Regions from separate parts of the Homo sapiens genome. Here region 1 is linked to region 2. Evidence: chromatin loops called from intact Hi-C (ENCODE). Cell type or tissue: B cell. All regions are shown on one strand. Each heading gives the region's core, and the rest is flanking DNA. Links, peaks and the distances in the headings are about the cores only.

Region 1 (8,334 bases), core at 320-8,319, 120 kb before region 2:
CTGTACTCCCACCTGGGAGACATCATAGCTGCTAGCATGGCTGGCCACCTGGAAAATTCCCAGGACATTCTAGGTGAACTAATTACTACCACAGCTCCCAGGAGAAGACAATTATGATGAAGCTCCTCACCTCTTTCATATACAGGCTGGGTTTCTTTGTGAGTGTTCCAGCCCAGCTGTTCTTGTAGTACCCGGTATGTATTCCAATATTCTTTCTGGAACACACCCATTGGTTGGGGCTCTGCTGGCTTCCACTTGAAGCCTGGGGCCACTGCTGTTCCTCCCAAGAGCACTGCCTCCTTTCCCAGCTCATGGGCTGTGACCTAGAAATAATCCCCATCCTCATTAGCACAGAACTTACTTTTGGTTTTGGGGTGGTAGTGGAGGGAGGAACAAGAGCAGAGCCCAGATTTGGGGAATGCATGACATTAGAGAAGTAATAAAAAGAATGAAGAGGTATTGTGCCACTATGTTCTCATAAAGAACTATACTCAAAATCTGGGATAATTAGGATAAAATAGAAAAAGCTGTGACTACTGCAGATCCCCGCCCCCCAACCCAGTGGCCCCCACCCAGATGCACAGAGCCCTGGCTCAAGCCACTAGCAGAGTTGGGTAGGCAGCCTGTTCCCCTGCTGGGGAACTTTCACTGGTTTACTTTCTTGACTTGGATCCTTGTTTTAGTGAATTTTTATCTTTTGGTTTTCTGTAAAAGAAAAGGAATTGAGTGAAATAAACTTTCCTGTTAGCCAGTTTCCAATCCTCCAGGAAAGAATTTCACAGGGAATGGAGATGGATGGAAGAATAAATGGGGAGAAGAGTTGGGCTCTAATCTCTCTTCACATGATTTGGTAGTAATAAGACACCAAAAATATGGCCTGCCCTGGATTTTTCAAGGTAGGCTCCTGAAAAAAGAAAGTGTGCTGCCATCTTCCAAGGACAAACCTTGGTTTCCCACTCACCAGAAGGGCCAATGACAAGCCACTAAGTGAGGGCAATGGAGGCTCTTTCCTCCCAGCCCAGAGATGTGTGTTTCTGCTATAGAAGATACTACCCCTTAGCATCCTGATTCCCTCCACTTCTCTGTTGGCAATTGTCGTCTTTCCATATCCTTGTTTCCTTTTTTTCTTTCCATTTTGTTCTCTTTCTTTGCAGTCTCCCCAGAGCCGCTTGATTCATACTTCTGTTTGCTAACCTCTCTCTCCTTTGGTCTCTGTAAGTGCTGCCCATCTTGTGGATCTTCTCCCCTTTCCCAACTCTTTCTTGCCCTTTATTTCTCTTTTTCTAAGAACTCAACTCTTGTCCTTGCCCATGCCAGACTAGGCCCACCACCATCAATTCACCCTGGCCCTAGAGAAGACAAAATGCATTTATTTTCTCTAAGACAAGGAAAGGCTCTGCCAGAAATCTTGAAACCTGTGGACTATTGATGCATGTATGTCATTTCAGATCCTTGCTAGCTGTCCTAAAGGAGCAACAGAAGAGCGACTTAATCTGTCTAATTCTCTGATAACTCCTCCATTCTGATATATCCACTTTTATCCTACTTCATTGTACATGTAGGCAATCTTTCTTCTTACCTCATTCTTTGTTCCATCAGGCTCCCTCTGCAAGAATTCCACCAGGACCAGAGCCTGTTTGACATTCTGTGGATGATGCTTCTGCACCCAGTTCTGGGTCTCCTTGGGCAGAATGCTCAGGAACTGCTCTAACACCAGCATTTCCAAGATCTGCTCTTTTGAGTGGATCTCTGGCCTCAGCCACTGATGGCACAATTTCTGAAGTTGGCTGATAGTCTCAAGCGGTCCGGTTGCTTCATGATAACGGAAGCTCCAGAAGTGCCTGCAAGCGCTCTCAGGACCAAGATTCTCTATTTTTGTGCTGTATTTCTTACTCTGACTGGAGTTCTCTTTCACAGACCCACTAGTCTCCCACATAGCCCCCATCTGGGGGCTTGAGCATGAATCCGCGTTCAGCTCTCTCATCGCCATTTGCTCTAGGAACAGTTTTACTCTTGTATGTGACACTGACACCCACCTGGTACCACCTTTGACAAATCAGGGTGCATCAGGTTGGTACCAAATCAATGAATTGTTCTTCCCAAGAGCACTGAGGGAGAGCAGAAGAAAAGTACATGTCAAGAAGAAAATCACATGACACATATTTACTTGCTATTTATTGTTAGAGGAAAATGAAGAGAAAAGTTCCTGTCTGGCTTCTTCTTTAAAATCAACTGCCAAGAATTAGAACATTCATGATTAGATTACTCAGGAGGTAAGTTTCTCTCCTTTTCTTTGTTTTTCAACTTTGAAACAAAGCACAGCTAAGAGAAGACAAATGTCAATCAATGTATTTCCTGTTTTTTTTTTTAACAGTTGAGGAAAGATTGGTGGGTGAGAAAACTGGCACCAATTGGCCAAAAGGAGCTTTGAGATTATCCAATACTTAATCTGTGGGTTTCCTGTCCTATATTGGCAAATAGGGCCTATTTGAGTTTCTCGAAACTTTAACAGATCATCCCAATCATTTTTCTTTAGTCAGAGGAAAAACAGTTTCTATATCCCTTCATCTCATTTAGATTGAAGCCTTTTACTAAATGGAACTCTTAATATTCCCTTTTATACTGTATCAATGCTGGTAGGAGAACTGAGACAGCAAGATCAGAGTAGAAGTAAAGTAATTAGAGAAAAAGTAAGCAAATGCCCTCCCGCTAAGCAAGCAGATCATCAACATTTGATGTGGCAGGGTGTAGTACTTCTTCGAAAGACTTATAAAGGGCACTGCACAGGTTTGTACTTGCGTATTAAATTTTTTGTTTACTTTAACTGGAAAAATTTACAGATGGTCTTCCTTTACATATATACAAATGTCAGGTGGTTAAAAACAAAAAAGAAAGAGAGATGGTGATGATTAAGGTTCTTTATAGATGGGAAGGGTCTTAGTAATGGTAACCTTTCTCCTGACTTAACATGTCCTCAAAACTGATTTTCCCTGAGGTGATCCAGCAGAAACAGTAACAAAATTCTTTCAAGGATGCCACAGGTATTCAAAAAAATGGTTGGCTCCTTGCTGACCATTCAGGCTCAGGAGGTACAGGAACACTTCTTACATTTTTTTGTCAGCAGAAGCCATTGTCTTTAATGTTGAAATGACCCTTTCTTTGGTGTTATGTTCATAAGCCATCAAAAATCAGGAAGTTTCGCTGAGTGTGGTGGTAGACATTACTGCCCCAAATCCCCATCCCTGATTCACTACAACTTATAGATCAACCACAGGGATGCCCACAAGAACTCTGAACGTGGGCAACCTTTGAGTGTGCTTCACTAGTATCCCTGGGTTATATTTGTACATCCGGTAGAAAGAAGTTGCTTCCATAGGTAAGAAGTGGCTGTAGGAGCCTGCGGCCAGGCGGCCTCGCTGTGGACAACTCCCACCAGCTCTCCAGGCGACCTGCCGCCTGTCAGTGGCGCCACTGCCCACTGAAAAATACTGTATCACATCCCCCACCCTCATTCCCTGCTACGCAGCAGCCCCAAAGGCTGCAACTGGCAGGAGCGGCCGGTATTTCTCAGGGGATCGCTAAAACGAATCTAAAGAGAAAATCAGCTTCTCGGTTACCTTCAGTCAGCTCTGGCTTCCCCGGAGGCCACTTTCCTCTTCCTCGGCTCGACTACGCCTCTGCCTCTGTGGCCACGCCTCCCTGCTGCTCTGGGTAGCAAAGCTCTCCGCTGCTGCACCACTAGGGGAAGCGACGTCAGGAAAGCGCGGGATGCCTGGCGAGTGAAGCTCCAAGATGTGGGGAGTCTTGGAATATCAGTTCCCTCATTCGATCCCTCCACCTCCCGAAGACCTGACCCCGACTCTCTCTTCCAGGGTCGAGTTCTGTGGACCTGAACCGGAATCAACCAGAAAATGAAAGATGCATTTCCGGTGGCTTTGTGACAGCTACGCCCAGCTATCCCCCTCCCTCTACCTGCGAAGTCTCAGCCTAGCCAAGTTAGGAACTGTCCCGGGGGTCCTTTCCATCCCAGAAGAACCAGCCTCCTGCTCCAGTTAGGTCCTGGATGCAAGAAAGAGTTAATGCTACCGAGTCTCTAGCCCTGCTGGAAGCCTAGAGGAGCCCCTCAAATGGCTCTTCCCTGGGAGCCATGTAGCTTACAGACTCCTGGTGCCAAGGTCTCCTATCCCTGATTTGCCACGTATTGTGCATCCAGATTGTTCCTGCTGGCTTCCTGGCGGCTGGCAGCCCATTCTACCAGGAGCCTCACCCAGTAAGAGATGCCACCTCAAAGGTCTAGGGGCCACGGAAGAGTGGCTCACAAAGTCAGAACCAGTTCAGCACTCTTGTGGGCAGAGCTGTGTTCTGGGCCTTCCTGAGTCCCAGCCAGAGAGAGCTCCAGCTGTAGTCACTAGACTTATCAAAAGCCTCCTTGAGTAAAAGGCAATTTGATCCTGGTCAAGCCTCTCGCTAGATCAGAAACAACAGTCCCTTACATTTTCAAAACCATATTCTAGTTATCAGACATGTGCTCCCCAACCATTATCTTGTTTTATTCTTGTTAGGTAGATTTTAACCTTTTGAGATAGGTCCCATTTATACTTCTCTTTGACATATAAATAATTTGAAATGGTATGACATGACATGACTTCACCTACTACTTCATGTTCAGGGTCACATAGATTACCAGTGGCAGATTTTAGCCAGGAATTTAGGTATCCTGTTGTCATATCCTGTCCTTTTTCTACTACATTATGCTTTCCCTGGAGGACAGAAATCTTGCTTCCATCTTTATCTCCTGCAGTGCTTAGCATAGTTCTCTGGGCAAGGTATTTCATATTTACAGAATCATCTTTCTAAGAAGCTGAATATCTTGGGTTGTCAGTATTCTCCAAGTTTTCAGTATTTACCAAGTGTTGAGCCATTTGGACAAAAATTGCCAATGTGAATCTAAACAGGAGAAACTGGGTGTAGCTTAGTTTTACAATGGGGATGAAACTGACATATTTTGGAAGCCAGTGTGAAAAACCACTCAGACAAGCCAAAGAGATGTCTGCATGTCCAGGAGGAAAGTAAAAAGCACCTGTTTGATTCTATATATAAATGCAGATGACACTAAGTTAAAGTCAATCATCATTCAAAATCGAAGCTCCCCAAAGGTGTGTAAAAGGACACAGTGCATTATCTATGATATATAAACTTAGTAAAAATGTTTGGTTCATCAGAGCATCGTCTTCAGAATGGTTCTTTCAAAACTATATTCTTCAAGTCAGGCATTTTCAACATAACATTTTATAACTCAATGAAGAGGAAGTCAGGGCACTGTGACTTCTGTATAATCCCCAGGCTTACATTTCAATGAATCACTAACCAGTGAGGATGGTCAGATAAAAGTCATTTTCTTTCCCCTAAACACTTCAACCTTGATTCACCCAATAAATCAAGGTGTGATCTTGAGCTGCAAACAACTTTATAGGTGGAAGCAACTTAAAGAGAATATTGTAATTTTGAATAAGGTCATGATGAGCAAGATAAAGAAGGAAAAAGAGTTTCCAAAGTCAAACCCACAAACCAAGAATGCGTAATTTTTAAGTGAGCAAAGTTGAGATGGAGTAAAACAAACAACTATAGCAAATACCTAAGACGTCTTTACAGAAAGGAATCTGAAAATGATGAAGGCTTAACCAGTAAACATTTCTCATGGTCTGGAAACTGGAAGTCTGACATCAGGGTGCCAGCATTGTTGTTGGGTTTATGGTAAGGGTCTTCTTCCTAGTCATGTCTTCACAAGGCCTTTTCATTGTGTGTATATGCAAAGAGACAGACTGAGATCTGATGTCTTTTTTTCTTTTTTTCCATAAGGGCATTAATCCCATCATGGGGGCTCCATACTAATGACCCCATCTAAACCTGATTACCTGCCAAAGGCCCCACCTCCAAATACCATCACATTGGGGATTACAGATTCCACCTAGGAGTTTTGGGTGTACACATTCAGCCAATAGCAGCTTAGAGGAGGAAAAATGTAGATCAATTTTCGAGAAATATGGAAAACTGGAAACCAACTTAGAAAAAGATAGGATATAAATGAGAATGAAGAAAAGGGTTACCTTCCCCCTCTCAAATTTGTGATTACAAAGGAAGTTGTTCAAAAAAAGAGGAGAGACTGATGAAGAACAACAACAGATGGCTAAATTTAAATGATGTGCTGTGAGACAGAGGTTGGACAACCTCACTGATTTTTTTTTATTTTACAACTGAATTTTAAAGGTTTCATTTCATGCCGAAGGAGATGCAACAAGTATTAATCAAACAAGTAGAATCTACTCTGAACAGTTTCAGAGTAGATTCAATTCTAAAATTGGTAGCTTTCAAAATCAAGGCCTCATAATAGTGAGTTGTTAAACATGACTTTGATTTCTGGTTCTAGTAATTAGAATTTTTTAAACAGCTAAATTATGATATAATTCACAAATCACATAATTCATTCATTTAAAGTATTCTAAATATCAGTGTTTTTTAAATATACTCAAAGAGTTGTGTAACCAATGTGGCAATCAATTATAGAATATTTACCTCACCCCGCAAAAAAATATTGAACCATGCAGCTTTAACTTCTCATTTCCTGTCATCCCCCACCTCCCAATCAGCACCAACCCTAGGCAACCACTGATCTACTTTTTCTTCTCTATACATTTCCCTGTCCTGGATATTTCATATAAATGGAATCATATGATATGTGATCTTTTGTGTCTCCCTTTTTTCCTTAAGCATAATGGTTTCAAGCTTCATCCATATTGTAACATGTGTCATTACTTCATTCTTTTTTACTGCTGAATAATATACCATTGTGTGGATATATGACATTTTGTTTATCCATTCATCAGTTAATTGGTATTTGAATTTTTTCAATTTTTGACCATTATGTATAATGCTGCTATGAACATTTGTGGACAAATTTTGTGTGGACATATATTTTTATTTATTTTACATACATTTGTAGTGGTGTAATTGCTAGATCATATGTTAACTTTATGTTTAAACATTTGAGGAGCTGCCAGACTATTTTCCAAAGGGACTACACCATTTTACATTCCCCCCAGTACTGTGTGAGGGTTCTAATTTCTCTACATTCTTGCTAACACTTGTTATTACATGCCTTTTTAAATTATATCCATCTTAGTGAGTGTATCCTGACATCTCATTGTGCTTTGATTTGCATTTCCCTTATAATTAATGATATTGAGCATATTTTCATGTGCTTATTAGGCATTTGTATATTTTCTTTGGAGAAACTTTTTTCAGATCCTTTGCTCATTTTTAACTGTTATTTGTCTTTTATTATTGAGTTGTAATCATTGTTTATATATTCTAGACACAAGCCAGACATATAATTTGCACATTTTTCTTCCATTCTGTGGATTAACTTTCAACATTCTTGATGGTGTCCTCTGCTGCACAAAAGATTTTAATTTTGTAATGGCCAGTTTATCTATTTTTTCTTTAGTTTCTTATGTCACATCTGAAAAACCAGCCACCTAATCCAAGGGCACAAACATTTACACCTGTGTTTTCTTTTAGACGTTTTATAATGTTAGCCCCTAATTTATTTAGATCTTTCATCCATTTTGAGTTAATTTTTGTGTATGATCTAAGATAGAGGTACAACTTCTTTTTTTTGCATATGGATATTCAGTTGACCTAGCATAATTTGTTGAAAGACTATTCTTTCCCTATTAAATTGTTTTGGCACCCTTGGTGAAAATCAGTTAACTCAAGGTGTATGGCTTTGTTTCTGAACTTTCAATTCTATTCTATTGATCTAAATGTCTAGTCTTATGCAAATACCACACTGTCTAGATTACTGTTGCTTTGTAGTAAGTTTTGAAATTACAAAATATGAATCTTATATCTTTGTTCTCCTTTTTCAAAATTGTTTTAGACTCTGGGTCCCTTGAATTTCCATATGAATTTTAGGATAAACAGGTCAGTTTCTGCAAATAAGTCATCTAGGAATACCATATTAATGTGGTATTCGGTGTTCAATCTTCTTTTTGCAGCAGAATGTCACAGCTGAACAAAAAATGATCAAAAGTTGGCCCTTTCTTATACAAAGAAGCAGAAGAAGGAAATGAACTGAATGTTATAAAGCTTCCCCTTGTCCTTGCCCCTGCACTTTTTTCCAGGCATAAAGTGATGGGACAAAGTAGGTAGCATTCACACTTGGAAATTGACAGCTCAGGGCCAAATGGACCCTATGCAAAAGGGGAAAGTCAGAAGTGGACCTTCATTGTGTCAACTTAAAAATCACACAATTTGGCTGCGTGCGGTGGCTCA
Region 2 (8,334 bases), core at 101-8,100:
TGCTAGTGGATGTGTGATTTACTATGTTAATGACGGTATAATGACGTCCTAGGTAACACCTAGGTCAAATCCAGCACTGTGTTGGGTCCAATTGGTCTTAGCCAGCTTGGTCCATACCCTGGTTTTTTAGGGTCTAATCAGCCCCTAGCTTCTGCTGCTATTTCAGCAGTTTCCTTTTGCTAGTCATCTGAAACTGTTGTCTGGAATTTTCTATTCTTCTGCGACCACACTGCATTATTCCTGTCTCACAAGAAGTAAGAAAAAAAGTTCAGCTAGGTTGCAGGATACAAGATGAACAAAAAAAAAATTATCATATTTCTACATACTAACAATGAACAAGCATGTGGAAACTGAAATTAGAAACATAAAATCATGTATAATTGCTTCAAAGAAAGTGAGTACTTAGGAGTATATTTAACAAACATATATAGGATCTGAATGCTGAATATTCTACAGTTTTGATGAAATTAAGAATATCTAAATAAATGAAGAAACATACTGTGTTCTTGGATTTGAAGAATCCACACAGAAACTATGTCAATTTTCCCCAAAATTGGTCTTTAAATTGAACACAATTTTCAGCAAGCCTTTTTGTACCCATAGATCAGCTTATTCTAAATTGTATATGGACAGGCACAAGCCCTAGAGTAGCTAAAGAAATGTTCAAAAAAATAGAGAAAAGTCATGCTACCCCATTGATGTGGTCTGGATGTGTGTCCTCGCCCAAAACTCATGTAAAATTGTAATCCCCAATCTTGGATGTGGGGCCTGGTGGGAGGTGATTGGATCATGGGGGTGGTTTCTCATGAGTGGTTTAGCACCATCCCCTTGGTGCTGTTGTCATCATAGTGAGTTCTCACGAGATCTGCTTGTTTAAAAGTGTGTGGCACCCCCCAGCCCGCTCTCTCTCTTTCTCCTGCTCCACCCATGTGATGTGCCTGCTCCCCCTTTGCCTTCTGCCATGATTGTAAGCTTCCTGAGGCCTCCCCAGAAACAGAAGCTGCTATGCTTCTTGCACAGCCTACAGAACCGTGAGCCACTTAAACCTCTTTTCTTTATAAATTAGCCAGTCTCAGGTATTTCTTTATAGCAGTATGTGAATGGACTAATATTCCCATATTAACACGTACTATATCCAAACAGTAATAAAGACAGTGTGGTACTGTAGAAAGAATAGACACATAGGCCAATACAACAGAATAGAGGACATAGAAAGAGACCCAAGTCCGATTTTTGACAAAGATGAAAAAGAAGCTCAGTGGAGGAAGGATACCCTTTCCAACAAATTGGGCTCTAACAATTAGACATCCATAAATGAAAATTGAACCTGGACCTAAACCTCAAATATTATACCAAAGTTAACTCAAAGTGGGGCACAAATTTAAATGTGAAATATAAAACTACAAAACTTCAAAAAGAAAACGCAGGAGAAAATCTTTAGGACCTAGGGCTTGGTAAAGAGTTCTTACACATGACATCAAAACCATGATCCATAAATAAAAAGGACCAATAAATGGTACTTCATCAAAATTTAAGTCTTTTGCTCAGATAATGCCCTTAATAACAGAATGAAAAGACAAACTACAGAATGGGAGGAAAATTTGCAGACCACATATCTGTTAAAGGACTCGTATCTAGAAAATATAAAGAAGTCTCGAGATTTAAGCATAGAAAACAGTCCAACTAGAAAATGGCAAAAAACATTTTACCAAAAAGGATAAACAGATGGAAAATAAGCACATAAAATGATTTTTCACCTTCATTATTGGTATTTGCCGAATCATATATCACTATACGCCTATCAAAATGTTTAAAATAAAAAATAGTGATAACACCAAATGCTGGCAAGGATGCAGAGAATCAACACACTCATAAATTACTGGTGGGAATATAAAATGCTAGAGCCACTCAGGAAACAGTTTGGTAGAGTCTTACAAAACCTAACATGCACCTTATGACCTAGCAATCACACTTAGACATTTATCCCAGAGAAATGGGCATTTATCTTCACGCAATAAGCTGTAAATTAATATTCATAGCAGCTTTATTTCTAATAGCCAAAACTGGGAATACTCTGGGTGAATGGTTAGACAAACTGTGGTACAACTACACCAAGGAGTACTACTCAGCAGCAAAAAGAAATAAAGAACTATTGACACTTCACACCCCCAACAACTTGGATGATTCTCTAGAGAATGATATTGAGTGAAAAATGTCAATTCCCAAAGGTTACAATGTTGTATCATTCCATTTGTTTAACATTCTTGAAATGATAAAATTATAGAAATAGACAACACATTAGTGGTTGCCAGTCATTAAGGAGGGAGAGCAGGATGGAAGCAGATTTGGTCAAAAAAGGGCAGCTTGAGGGAATTCTGAATAGGATAGATGGATTGTGTCAATATCAACATCCTGATTATGATATTGTACTGTAGTTTTGAAAGATATTAACCAGTGGAACTGGTTAAAGGGAACATGGGATCTCTCTGTATTTTTTCCTAAAATTGCATGTAAATCTACAATTATCTCAAGATTAATAATGTAATTAAAATATTAGTTGCAGTTCTATATATTAACAATGAACACATGGAAACCAAATGTTTGACATGTAATCAAACTCACAATACCACTAGCAGTCACTGCAAAGAGGATGAAATAAATCTAACATAATATGTGCAGAGTGGCTGAATGTGAGTGCAAAGAGGTAACCCAAAGGAGGTTTTTTTTGGGTAATGGAATACTTTTGTATCTTCATTGTAGTTGTGGTTACACAAATCTTTAGATGGTGTAAAATTGTTAGGACTATATGTGTGCACACCCACACATTAATGCAGGTTTAAAAAAATATTCCAAGTGAAATCAGGCCTGCAGTCTGGTAAACAGTAATGTATCAATTTCAATTCTTGATTTTGATGTTATATTACATCAACAAAAAATGTTACTGTTGAGGGAAGCTGGATAAAAGGCACAAGGTCTTTTTTGGTACTATTTTTGAAATTTCCTGTGAGTCTATAATTATTTACAAACAAAATGTTAAAAAATAAATGAGATGAGGCCAAGGAGAGGTTTCAGAAATGGCTGGAAGCAACAGGGTCTGCAAATGAATGGGGTTCTAGCCAGTCTGGAACAATGGGTTTCTATGTGCCTTAAGTCTATATTTCTATGGCCCTTTCTTTTTCAAATATTACTAATTTTTTTCATTGTATTATACAAGGAATATGTACAGACATACATTTGGACATACAGACATATAGAGCGAAGTAAAAAGTTTAAGTCTCCCTATTGTCTTAACCAGAACAATATAGAGCAATTTGATATATCTGCCCTGGCTTTTTCTTTTTTGTAGTAGAGGCAGTCTCACTCCATCGTACAGTGGCAGGATCATAGCTTACAGTAACATTGAACTCCTGGGCTCAAGCGATCCTCCCACTTCAGCCTCCTGTGTAGCTGGGACTACAGGCATATGCTACCACACCCCACTAATATATTTTATTTTTTTTTGTAGAGACGAGGACCTTGGTAAACAGGCCCAGCCTTAAGTGATCCTCCCATCTTGGCTTCCCAAAATGCCGAGATTGCACGCCTATAATCCCAGCAATTTGGGAGGCCGAGGTAAGCGGATAACCTGAGATCAGGAGTTCCAGATCAGCTTGGCCAACATGGTGAACCCTATCTCTATTAAAAATACTAAAAATACAAAAATTAGCCAGGCGTGGTGTCGCGTGCCTGTAGTCCCAGCTACTTAGGAGGCTGAGGCAAGAGAATCGCTTGAACCTGGGAGGCAGAGACAGCAGTGAGCTGAGATCATCAGCGTGGAAGACAGAGTGAGACTTAGTCTCAAAAAAAAAAAAAAAGAAAAGAAAAAAAAAGAAAAAAAAGAATAGAAAAGAGAAAAAGAAAGAAAAGAAAAACCACGCCCAGCCTCCTGCCCTGGCATTTTTTTTTTTGATGCATGTATACCCATGCATGGATGTGTTGCGTTGTTGATAAAATCGTGATGTCCACACAATAACCAGAATCCAGTGATTCTGGAACTGGATTTTTTTTTTCTTGATCATGTAGGTAGGACAATTGCTCAATCAGTGTAAATGGATCCGCTGCGTTCCTCAGTTACGTGGGATACCATAGAGATGATCAGGCGTGACGGTGAACAGGTATTTTGAGAGTTCTTAAATACCCACGTCAACCTTTGTTGTGAAAACTGGGATGGGGTTGGGTGAACCTACTTCTTTCTTGCCGACAGTTTTTCAAAAGTCATGACCATAACGAAGTGAGAGCATTTCCCCACATCATTAAAACAGTCTGAAAAAACGCTACTGGGTTTTGACTGGTTTACGTTTAATAAAGATTGAATGAAACCACGAAAGGGCTTTTAAGCACACTGGCAACAAACAAACAAAAAGGCCATAAACAAGAGCAAATGAAAACCCAAGACGACCTTGTGCAACCACCATGGCAAACAATGGATTAAGAAGAGTGCTTAGAAAGGGAAGGACAATGGGGAAATTCGCCAATAAAGAGATATACGTGACCAGCAAATATACCAGAAAGGGAAAAATGCACGCATGTGGGCTTGATGGCACTCTGTAGCGCAGTTACTGCACCATGCGAATTAAAGAAAGATATAATGGCTTGGCTGGCCAGTTTTCAGGGGAGACCGTGGGAGAAGGGAGGTGATATGAACAGGCAGAGGCTTCTGCACGTGCTTTCTATACAGAATCAGCGTAGCGGCCCAGATTGTCCTCCTCCACTGCCGCTCCACCCTGGGAAATGGTCTCAAAGCGATCCCTGGCAGCTCCGCCCTTCAATCCACTCCAGCCTCCGGAGGCGCCCGGAAAGAGGCGGGGCTGTGTGGGCGGGACGGGGCAGTGGGCGGAGCTGAGCCTGCGGGGCACGTCGAGCAGGCGGGGTCGCAGCGCTGACGGCCTCTCTGCGGCTCCCGGTTGGGGGCGTGGCTAAGCCAGCGGCGGACCTATGCTGGCCTGGGGGGGTTCGGGGTGGGGGTTCGGGGGGGTGGCCCCCCGCAGTGAGGAGGTGTGGAGGGGGCGGCGTGTGCGGGATCGTGGAGGTGGGGCCGAGGCAGCGGCCGCCTGAGCCCCGCTCGGCCTTGGGAACACGGGGGCGGGGCGGCCGCGGCTCTGGGCGACCCGCTGGGTGCACTAGTGCTCGGGTCCCACCGCCCTGAGGCTCGCGCTCGAGCGGGTCAGTCGGTCGGCGGGGCCTGCGCGGGGCCCGGGCCCATGGCGGCGTCGGCGGCTCTGTCTGCAGCGGCGGCTGCGGCGGCCCTGTCTGGCCTGGCGGTGCGGCTGTCGCGCTCAGCTGCGGCCCGAGGCTCGTACGGCGCCTTCTGCAAGGGGCTCACGCGCACGCTGCTCACCTTCTTCGACCTGGCCTGGCGGCTGCGCATGAACTTCCCCTACTTCTACATCGTGGCCTCGGTGATGCTTAACGTCCGCCTGCAGGTGCGGATCGAGTGAGCGCCGGCGGCGGCGGCGGCGAAGGCCCGGCTGAAGGGGCGCCCGTGTCCCCGCCCGCCCCCGGCCGGGTCGCCGGCATGAAGGAAAGCTGGGCCGCGGCGGGGGGCGGAGGCGGGGCGGCTCGGACCCCTGGACTCTAGACCTACGCCGCCAGGGCACGACGGCCCAGCCCTGGCCCCGGCTGCGGTCTCAGCCCGGGGGCCCTGGATCGCGCAGAAACGCACTGAATGGGCCCCTGCCATCGGGCTCCAGAAACTACCTGGGCTCGGCCGACCTGTTGCCTCATATTGGCCAAAGAGGGGGAAACCAGAAGGAGGGAATTCTGCTGCGGCGACTTGACTTTCCAGGCCCGGAGCAGAAAGGTAGGAGGCGACAGGTTGGAATGGGAGAGGGGCGGTGGCTCTGCCCTTCAGATGTCAGGGCGTGTTGGCGGTCAGGGGGAAGTATGGAAGGCACCGGGGCAAACCAGCCAGAAGAGCTGTGGAGCCCAGGTGGGGAAAGGAAAGGCAGCCGCAGGCTCTCCCCTCCTCCCCAGTCATGATTGCAGGATAGGGTGAGGGGCGGCCCCCTCCCGCCCACGCCCCAGTGCCTGCCTCCCTTTCTGCAGAGGCCCCCAGGGTGTCCCCTGAACCCTGAGGAATGGAGGGTAATGGGCTGGGGGCGGCCCCGGAAGGCCCTAGAGGAGCAACGATGCCCCCACCCTTCTCTTCCCCACCAGTCGGTGGGCATAGGGAGGACGGTTCTCTTCTAGGTTGAGCCCCATATCTGTTCTCAGCCCTCAGCCCTGGGTCTCTCTGCAGCTCCTGCACAGCCCTTGGCAAAACTGCCTCCTGCCCTGTCTTTGGGGCCAGAGGACTGGTCTCTGCCTGCTCCTGCTGTCCCTTATGTTCCCCTACCCCTACATGAGGGCACCCCCCAAGCTCTGCATTTGGAGACAGGGAAGAGTGGGAGAGACGCATTCCTACCGTCCCCTCCCCTAGTCTTGCTCTTCTGCCATGTCAGCCCATGCTCCCTAAGGCCCCTAGCTAGCAAGGCCCTCCCAGGGCCAGAGTCCCATCCTCCAGCCCCAGACGGCCTCTAGAAGCCTACTGTGTACTGAAGTGATCTGGGAAAAGGAGACCTGCCTGAGCACACAGCAGCTCTCAGCCTGGGGTGGGCAGAGCAGATGGAGGAGGGGCTTGCAGAGGAGGCCATTCCCGGGGGAAGCAAGGACGTGTCTGGTGGCCAGGCAACTGAGGTCCCCATCTCTTTCTTTCTCTTTCAGGCATTGGCATTTGTAGGCGGTGACCCGCCCCTTCTCTGGCCTTGCCAAGAGTCACATCCCTGCCCAGGGGCACCTCTGGCCCTGGAACTTGCCTGGGCAGAGGCAGCGTGAAGGGCCTGAACAAGAGGAGAAGAAGGGCCTTCCTAGTAGAGGCACAGCATGGACAAAGGCTCACAGGGGTGGGGGTGCCCAGTGATCGAGTCCTGGCTTGGGAAGGAAGGTCTGAGTTCCCTGGGAACTGAAATCTGCTAGCAGCACTGTGAGAGAGGTGTATTTCCCCCTCCTAATGACAGAGGAAACTGAGGCTTCAGGGAGGGGTGGATTTGCCCTTGACATGCAGATAGGAGGAGGAGGAACTGCGTGTGCCCCTGGGCCTGCAGGCCCCCACACCCCTCCCCAGTCTTCTTCAAGACCTGGCATGGTGGGAGGAGGGAGGGGGAAGTGGAGAGGGGAGCATAGGGCTCCTGGGGCACCAAGGGAGAGAGGGGCCCAGGGGTAGGGAATCTAGGAATGTCGCTTTCCTTGGAGCAGTACGGAAAGTCACAGGGAAGATCAGGAGGACGGACAGCTGAGATGGGAGACAGGAGAGATGAGCCCCAGGACCCCTGGGGAGCCAAGCTGTCCCCCACATCCTAGCCTCTCACCCCACCTGGAGCTTCACCAAGGGCTCCTCAGCAGTGAAGTGGCACAAGCCTCCCAGTTTGGTGGGCAAGTGGGGGTGATCTTGGTGTTGTGGCTCCTGGAGACACGACATAACCAGGAGGGTGAAGGGATAAACCTGGGGTGGGCTGGGGCTGAGACCCATGGCATGACCCCAATTCTCTCTCCTCAAGCTCGACCCCCCATCCCCAGGATCACACAGGAGAATCTCATCCTCACGGCTTGGATTGCTCCTGGGGGCCCCCTGGTGTGCTGCTAACTGGTGTACAATGCTCAGGAGCAGCCCAGAGGGGAGCCGGGAAGGGACCCTCGCCCTTACCATCTATCCCCATTTCCGCATCTCTTGCACTGGTACCCCGGGCGCCACGTTCTCAGTTCCTGGGACTGAAAACTGCAGCAGTCTGGCCAGCTCCAGGGACAGAGTGGCCCAGCCACCTACTATGTACCCTCCTCAGCTGCCCACTGGACTCAGGTCCTGAATGAAGCTGTCCGCCTGCCTCATGCCAGAAGCGGCTGGACAGTGGCTGCCTCATGACCCTTGCAGTCTCCCACATCCAGGGCCTGATGACATGCCCCCTTGTCCCAAGTTTCTTGGGAACCCCTGACCCTGCTGGCCCCTCTCATCCACCCCAACCCTATCCACCCTGGACCACCTCTGGGGGTCTGTCAGCCTGCTGGTCCCCCCAACAGATCTTTGGGGGCAGCCTCTATGGGACAAGAGTGACACAGGGCTGGAGAAGAGGAGTGAGGAGCCTCCTTGTGTCTGATGCACAGATGTGGCCCTTTCAAACCCTGGTGTCACCCTCTGGGTGACTGGATCCCCAGCTCCAGCCTCTTCCTGGGCCAGCCAGGAAGGCTGGAGGAAAGCTCTTTGCTGAGTGCATGCATGGGAGTGTGGGGGGTGACTGAGCCCTCCCCATGCAAGGGGCTTGG

Evidence for each region. Peaks named below come from ENCODE experiments on the same cell type or tissue, not always from the same donor. Only the 100,000 strongest peaks of a DNase experiment are listed, where the experiment ranks them.
Region 1: a loop joins it to region 2, with 5 times the contacts of the local background. A loop is called at or near these places in 4 of 110 quality-filtered maps.

What each region holds. Positions count from the first base shown.
Region 1 is chrX:135,292,151-135,300,484 of GRCh38, forward strand. ZNF75D (zinc finger protein 75D) reads right to left here. Exons shown (of 7, transcript NM_007131.5): 2 at 3,618-3,889; 3 at 1,580-2,108; 4 at 131-323. The coding sequence starts at 1,990. It also overlaps the pseudogene LOC100421043. Among named protein-coding and RNA genes, the nearest start is that of ETDC, 13 kb to the right of the region's middle. In B cell, for the core only: a CTCF peak has its summit at 3,746; a DNase peak (open chromatin) is centred at 3,691; H3K4me3 peaks cover 1,624 bases; H3K27ac peaks cover 927 bases.
Region 2 is chrX:135,416,892-135,425,225 of GRCh38, forward strand. It overlaps SMIM10L2A (small integral membrane protein 10 like 2A), which reads left to right and starts at 5,053. Exons shown (of 2, transcript NM_203306.3): 1 at 5,053-5,839; 2 at 6,742-8,334. The coding sequence starts at 5,241. The coding sequence ends at 5,477. RefSeq lists a silencer at 5,114-5,343. In B cell, for the core only: no CTCF peak of the experiment used is centred there; a DNase peak (open chromatin) is centred at 4,900; H3K4me3 peaks cover 1,381 bases.